Regions from separate parts of the Homo sapiens genome. Here region 2 is linked to region 1. Evidence: read pairs that join two places in POLR2A ChIA-PET (ENCODE). Cell type or tissue: PC-3. All regions are shown on one strand. Each heading gives the region's core, and the rest is flanking DNA. Links, peaks and the distances in the headings are about the cores only.

Region 1 (2,934 bases), core at 137-2,636:
TGGATTTTTCATTTAATTTTATAATTCTAAAGTCCATAACTGTGATAGTACATAATATAAAACATGCAGTTTTTAAATTTTTCCTAAAAATTTAGGCAGTAAAAAATAATCGAAATATGTTTTTGAGTTGCGTTCTTTCACCAATGCTTTCCCTTGATTTGTAATGCAATGTTATCATATATTAAATTCTTACAGATAGTTTTGGGGACTCAACTTTGCCACACAATGTCTTATGTTCTTTTACCAGATCAACACTAATAAAAGTAGTAGTTATTAGAGGTTAATTGTGTTTTAATATTTAGTGGTAAAATTTCTCTCATTAATCTCTCTTTTTTTTCAAATATTTCTTACTGCCCATAACGTTTCATTTTCAAATATCCTTTACTATCCATAATGTTTCATGCATCTATCCATGTTTTTATATATCTCGTGTTGCATAATTTTAGGTAGAATGTCTTTATTGTCAACATTCCTCTAATAAGTTTACTGAAATAAATCTATGTATTTGAAAGGGTGCAAATGTGATAAGAAAATCAAGTTTTTACCATACAGGTTTTTTTCAGATTTATTAAAAACTGTATAACTATTTTCACTTAGTGGTTTGTTTTTGAATACTGGCTCATAAATAGATATTTTCTTAATCTTGTTATTTCTGTCTACTTAACAGTTGTTTTAAAGAATGTAAAAACAATTTCCTGAATACACATTTTTGACACATAAAAAGATTCTCTTTTTGTATTATACATTCTATATTTTTTCTTATTATTTTGTCCCCACGTACATATATTGTTAGATACTGAATTAACTTAATATTTAAATATTCTTATTAAACAAAAACCACATGCTAGATCATATTACATACTATAAACACTATTAACCAAGAAAACTTTTCTTTAAACAGAGGCAGCTCTAATTTAGACTGTCTTTCTGTAAAGAGGATTTCACTCAAAGCTTCTCTCTTTTTGAAGTAATATAAGAAAATTGACCACTGAGAATATAGTTGTTTTTTAGAATTTCATGTGATAAAATTCAGAGTCCCAAATTAAAATTATACCAGTAGATCTAGAGAATTTTTAAAGAGGCCAAACTTCAAAATGATATTTTATCCAAATAGGTAACAACAGTGAACAGTCAGACTCAGAGAGAGAGGAATAAAAATATCCACATTGCTCGAGAGCTGTCTATAAATCACACAATAGTAATTATATTTAGCCTCCACAAAGAGCTCCTTTTAAAGAAAAATGACTCTCTCATAGTTGGCTTTGCCCTAGAATGATATCTAGCAGATATCTATTTTAAAGTTCAAAGTCTAACTATTCAGTAATATGTCATTATTTCTTTCCACATTATTGTGTGTCTTTTCACTGTTTGCTTTGACTACATAATTCCACTATGACTCATTCTAACATTAGATCACACTGTAGGTCTTTATACTTATTTCATTGCAGAGGTGATTCACAAATTTAAACAAGCTATGTGCACGTAGATCAACATTTTCAAATATGTAAATGTCTGTCCTTAATAGATGATAAATCCTCAAATACACTGTGCTAACACAAGACCTTGCTTCAATTTAACATTTTCAAACATGACATCCCCATACAGCCATGGAAATACTTCAGCTATGGATCAGGAAAGTAAAAATTTAAGCCATTTATTTTTCAACTGCCTTATATTTCCCAAGTTCAAAAGTACATTGCCAGATTAACCAACCTTGACTTTTGAGATACGTTCAATTTAGCCATCCTGAGAGTAGTCGATTGTGAGGGCACTTATGATAAAATATTTCACATTTTGTAAGTTGCATTAAGTTAGAAACATTCACTTTTATTATTGGTTTTTAGTAAATTATATGAGAATTTTAAAATAAATTTCCAAAATTTTACATTTTCATGCATAGAAAACATTATCTGGATTTTTAATTTAATTTTGTAATTCTAAGTTCATAATTGTGATACTATATAATATAAAATATATACTTTTTAAATTATTTCTAATATATTTTAAATGAAACTCTTCAATAATTGAAGAAAGATTTGAAGATAATAAACTAGAGGGTAATAATTTATATGAATCCTAAACATCTGACAACACTGCTTTAGCCGAATTTAACGATATATCTTAACCCAGTCCAAAAGTTGTTGAGTTCAAACACAGGATATGAATCTTAAAAATAATAAATAGTAAAGAAATTCATAAAGAATCATTTTTATTAAATTTTTTTGATGTCCTTTACTGTTTAAAATTAACATATTTTGTTTATTTTTAAAGATGTTATCTTTTATTTAAGAATAACTATAGTGTTGGCAGTTAAAAATCACAGGTTTCTGCTCAAAATACTACTTTTATATTTGGGGTAGATATTCAAATATCCGGGTTTTATTCTGAGCTGTTTAACAAATGTATAAGCATACAAATAGTATGTTACAGTCAACCGCAGTATTAAGAAATAGTTTGTGTAAAGCAGACAGTAGGGAGTATGTAAGTAAGTTGTGTTTAACCATTGGAATTGGAAACATAATTTTAAATCATAGAAACATGGAATAAAGCATTATGTAAGAATCTTCACACAATTTCAAAAAGGACCAGTATTCTATTCATTTGAAAGCCCATTTACGGGGAAAATTTTGAGGAATACTTGTTTTCCATTATTAAATAAAACACAGCTTCTAAACAGGGTGGAAAATACCATACAGAGTTGCCATATGAGAAACAGCTTAATTGCAAATCAGCGCCTTCCTTTCCAAGAATACTTTTGTTACCCCGACACCAGGGTTGTGCTGTAGGTCAGTTGCTTGCCACACAGAAAGCCAATCACTGAGACAATGAGTATTGCCAGGGAAGAGGGCTATAATCAGGTGCAGCATCCAAGGAGAACAGATCACACTCAAATCTGTCTCCTCAACCAACTAAAATTGGAGATTTATATAGCAA
Region 2 (2,934 bases), core at 132-2,631, 160 kb before region 1:
AGTCTGGTGCATCCAGAATAAATGGAGATATAGATGTTTTAAATGATATTACTTCCTCTGTTAGGGTGTTCTGTTATTTCTTTCCTTTTTCAATTTTTAATTTCTAATTATTATGGGTTCATAATAGCTGTATATATTTATGAAGTGCATGTGATATTTTGAGACAGGCATACAATGTGTTACTGTAATGTTTTTTGACAGTCTATGCTCACTCTTAACTGCCCAGTACATTATCCAAGGATTTTAAAGATCAAAGGGTAGAATCTGAGACCCCCCACACTTTTTAAAGGAAAAAATAATTCCCCACTACCTATTTTAGCATACAATGCATATGGCACACACTAACGGGCGGGGGCGGGTGGGAGGAGGCGGGGGGAGGGGGGCAGGGGAGGAGGGCGGGGAACTGTTATGGCAAAGTTAACTCACTTAGAAGTAATTCGTCCTTTAGGGCAGAAAGGGAAAGTGCATCTTCCAGCAGGAAAGCTACAGAGTGAGAAACCTTCAAGGGAAAGAAATTAAAGAAACAGGAATAAAAAGATGCCATTGGATAGGTATGAGCAGGAGAAGATGGAGACATTTTATAACAAATTAATCTTCAACCTTTGAGGTTATTCTTTGTATTGAAATTCAGTTGTTTTAAAGAGTCTTTATCACTAAAGACATGATGATTTCCTCATAGCTGAAAGGGAAAGTTCAAATACTGTACAAATCTAATAGTCCATCCTAAATCATTTTTGTGTAAAGATTGAGTTGTATTGAATGAATTTGTCATACTCAGAATGAAACCGGTGCAAATGAAATTCCTGTTAAGGGGCATTAACTTTACTATTTTCTCATTTGCTATAAAAGCCTGGTAAGTACCAAGAGTTGGGACAGACTATAGAACTTTTATGAACCGAGAAGAGAAGGGAGGAGCTTCCTGATGGCTTTAAAAGCAAATATTATTTTTTTAGTTTATGATCTAGGGAAATTAAAAATATATATATTTATCTCCCTAAGGTTTTCTAGGGTTAATTAGATACCACCGAGCTGTTGTTTTAACTCATTTGTTTGCTAGATCCTGCCATCCAATATATTTTAACGAGTTTCTTTATGTTAGACCCATTTTCCCAGTCATTAACCATCCATGTGCTAATCACACAATTATCTTGTCATTCATTTTATAAGACGTTCTGTAAAAACCGACAGCATCCTTCCAGAATGCAGGGGATAAAATTATATTCAGATCATAAACGTTGTTTTATTGAAAGCTTTATGAATAATTTGAGTAAAGAAACAAAAGCACAATAGGAAATATAATTCTATGTAAATAAAGGTAGTATTTAAGAATTATTGAAACCTATGAAAAGATATGTTGCTTTATGTCTTTTAGAGATTCTGAAAAAGTGAGTTGTGAACAGTTTTAAATGATTCATTTCAACAATTGTCCAATGCAAATTCTTTAAACTCTGATCATTAAACTATCATTTTAAAATTATTTAATGCGATCATTCGACAATATTAATGCCTAAACTTAACATAGTATTTTAAAGACATTTCTTTCTAAGATGCTGTGGCTGCCTTTGCAAAAATTTAAACAAATTGTAAAGATTGAGAGACCAGACTAGGAGTTTACTCAAACACGAGCAATAAAGCTTAACTCCCACTCACCCTCTCTAAGGAAAGACCCTTTTCTTGCTTCTCCAACCACCTTGATGAAGAGAAAGAATATCCTGCTATGTTAGGACCAGCCATTTTTTGCTTCCCCAGAAGGGATTACTCTTTGGATCAAAGAACAGAGAACCATCTACACTGCCCTGGACACTTGGATTTGGAAATGTGGCTTCTGCCACCACCAGTTCACTGAAACAGAATGCACAGAATAGACCGAAGTGGCCAGTCTGTAATACTGGGCAGCATTCACCCTTTCCTGAAATTGGAGTCTACTATGGCTTCACAGACACCATCACCTGCTGTATTTCCTTAATTTGTCTGAAATTCACTATACAGTTTCCATCCAGTTTTGTTGTCTTCTGGCCTTCTTTTCTTCAGTTTTCTGCTTGGCCTTATATCCTTATCATTCAACACTCAAGTATTCTCACAGCTTCAACTATGACTTCTAGTTTATATGCTGCCAATCTGTGTTGCCCACCAGTCTTAGCCCTGAGCAGTAGATATCTGTTCAAATGCGAGCTGGCCATCTCCATTTGTATTTCCATCTCAGATATATCGAAATCATCCCCTTTCGGGTGTCCATCTTAATGAAGAAACCATCATTCATTAAGTTGCCCCAAGCGCTTCTCTTTTCCTATTTCTACCATCATATTGTCAGTAGCATGCAATAGAAAGACAGAGCTTACTCATGTAACATGATGTTGGTTTATAGGCTTCTTTTTATTAGATTTCTTGTTCTAACAGTCACTGCCTGTGGCTTCATCCTGAAGGACTAGGAAGATCCTGTATGTTCAGGTGCTTCACACTGGGCCTGGGCAAGACAGGAAACCTCTGAAGGGCATGACTGTCTTCTGGCTGGGACATGCCCAACACTTTATTGGAAGCTATAAACTATAAACAGCTTTTCTTACATATATTACTGGCAAGAATTATGTCATATGATCCATACTTGCTAAAAAGGAATCTTGGGAATTGAATATTTTAGCTCTCAACCTCTATAACAGCAGCAGTAGAGGGGATTATGAAGGCAACCAGTCAAGTCACAATCCATACCTTATCCCAAGCCTCTAATTTATTTTGGATTATTATAAGACTCTCTTAAGGCCCTAATTTGAGTCATTCCTTTTCCAAATGTTTTGTGCATTCATACTCTCTACTGTTGCTGGGGTAATCTTTCTATGCAAACTTGATGAACCATTTAAAGTCCAAGTTCCTTAATAAGACACATGTGAGGTCCTCCAAGACCCAACTGAGGATCTGGTTCCCTGCCAAAAACACCAT

Evidence for each region. ChIA-PET counts read pairs that join two places held together with the same protein. Peaks named below come from ENCODE experiments on the same cell type or tissue, not always from the same donor. Only the 100,000 strongest peaks of a DNase experiment are listed, where the experiment ranks them.
Region 2: POLR2A ChIA-PET joins it to region 1 with 6 read pairs; 2 of 35 experiments call an interaction of 5 or more read pairs at or near these places.

The regions. Positions count from the first base shown.
Region 1 is chr10:4,724,802-4,727,735 of GRCh38, forward strand. All of the region lies in intron 2 of LOC105376375 (a long non-coding RNA gene), which reads right to left. Among named protein-coding and RNA genes, the nearest start is that of MANCR, 48 kb to the left of the region's middle. In PC-3, for the core only: no CTCF peak of the experiment used is centred there; a DNase peak (open chromatin) is centred at 1,380; H3K4me3 peaks cover 312 bases; H3K27ac peaks cover 2,500 bases.
Region 2 is chr10:4,565,388-4,568,321 of GRCh38, forward strand. No RefSeq gene overlaps it. Among named protein-coding and RNA genes, the nearest start is that of LINC00705, 89 kb to the right of the region's middle. In PC-3, for the core only: no CTCF peak of the experiment used is centred there; no DNase peak of the experiment used is centred there.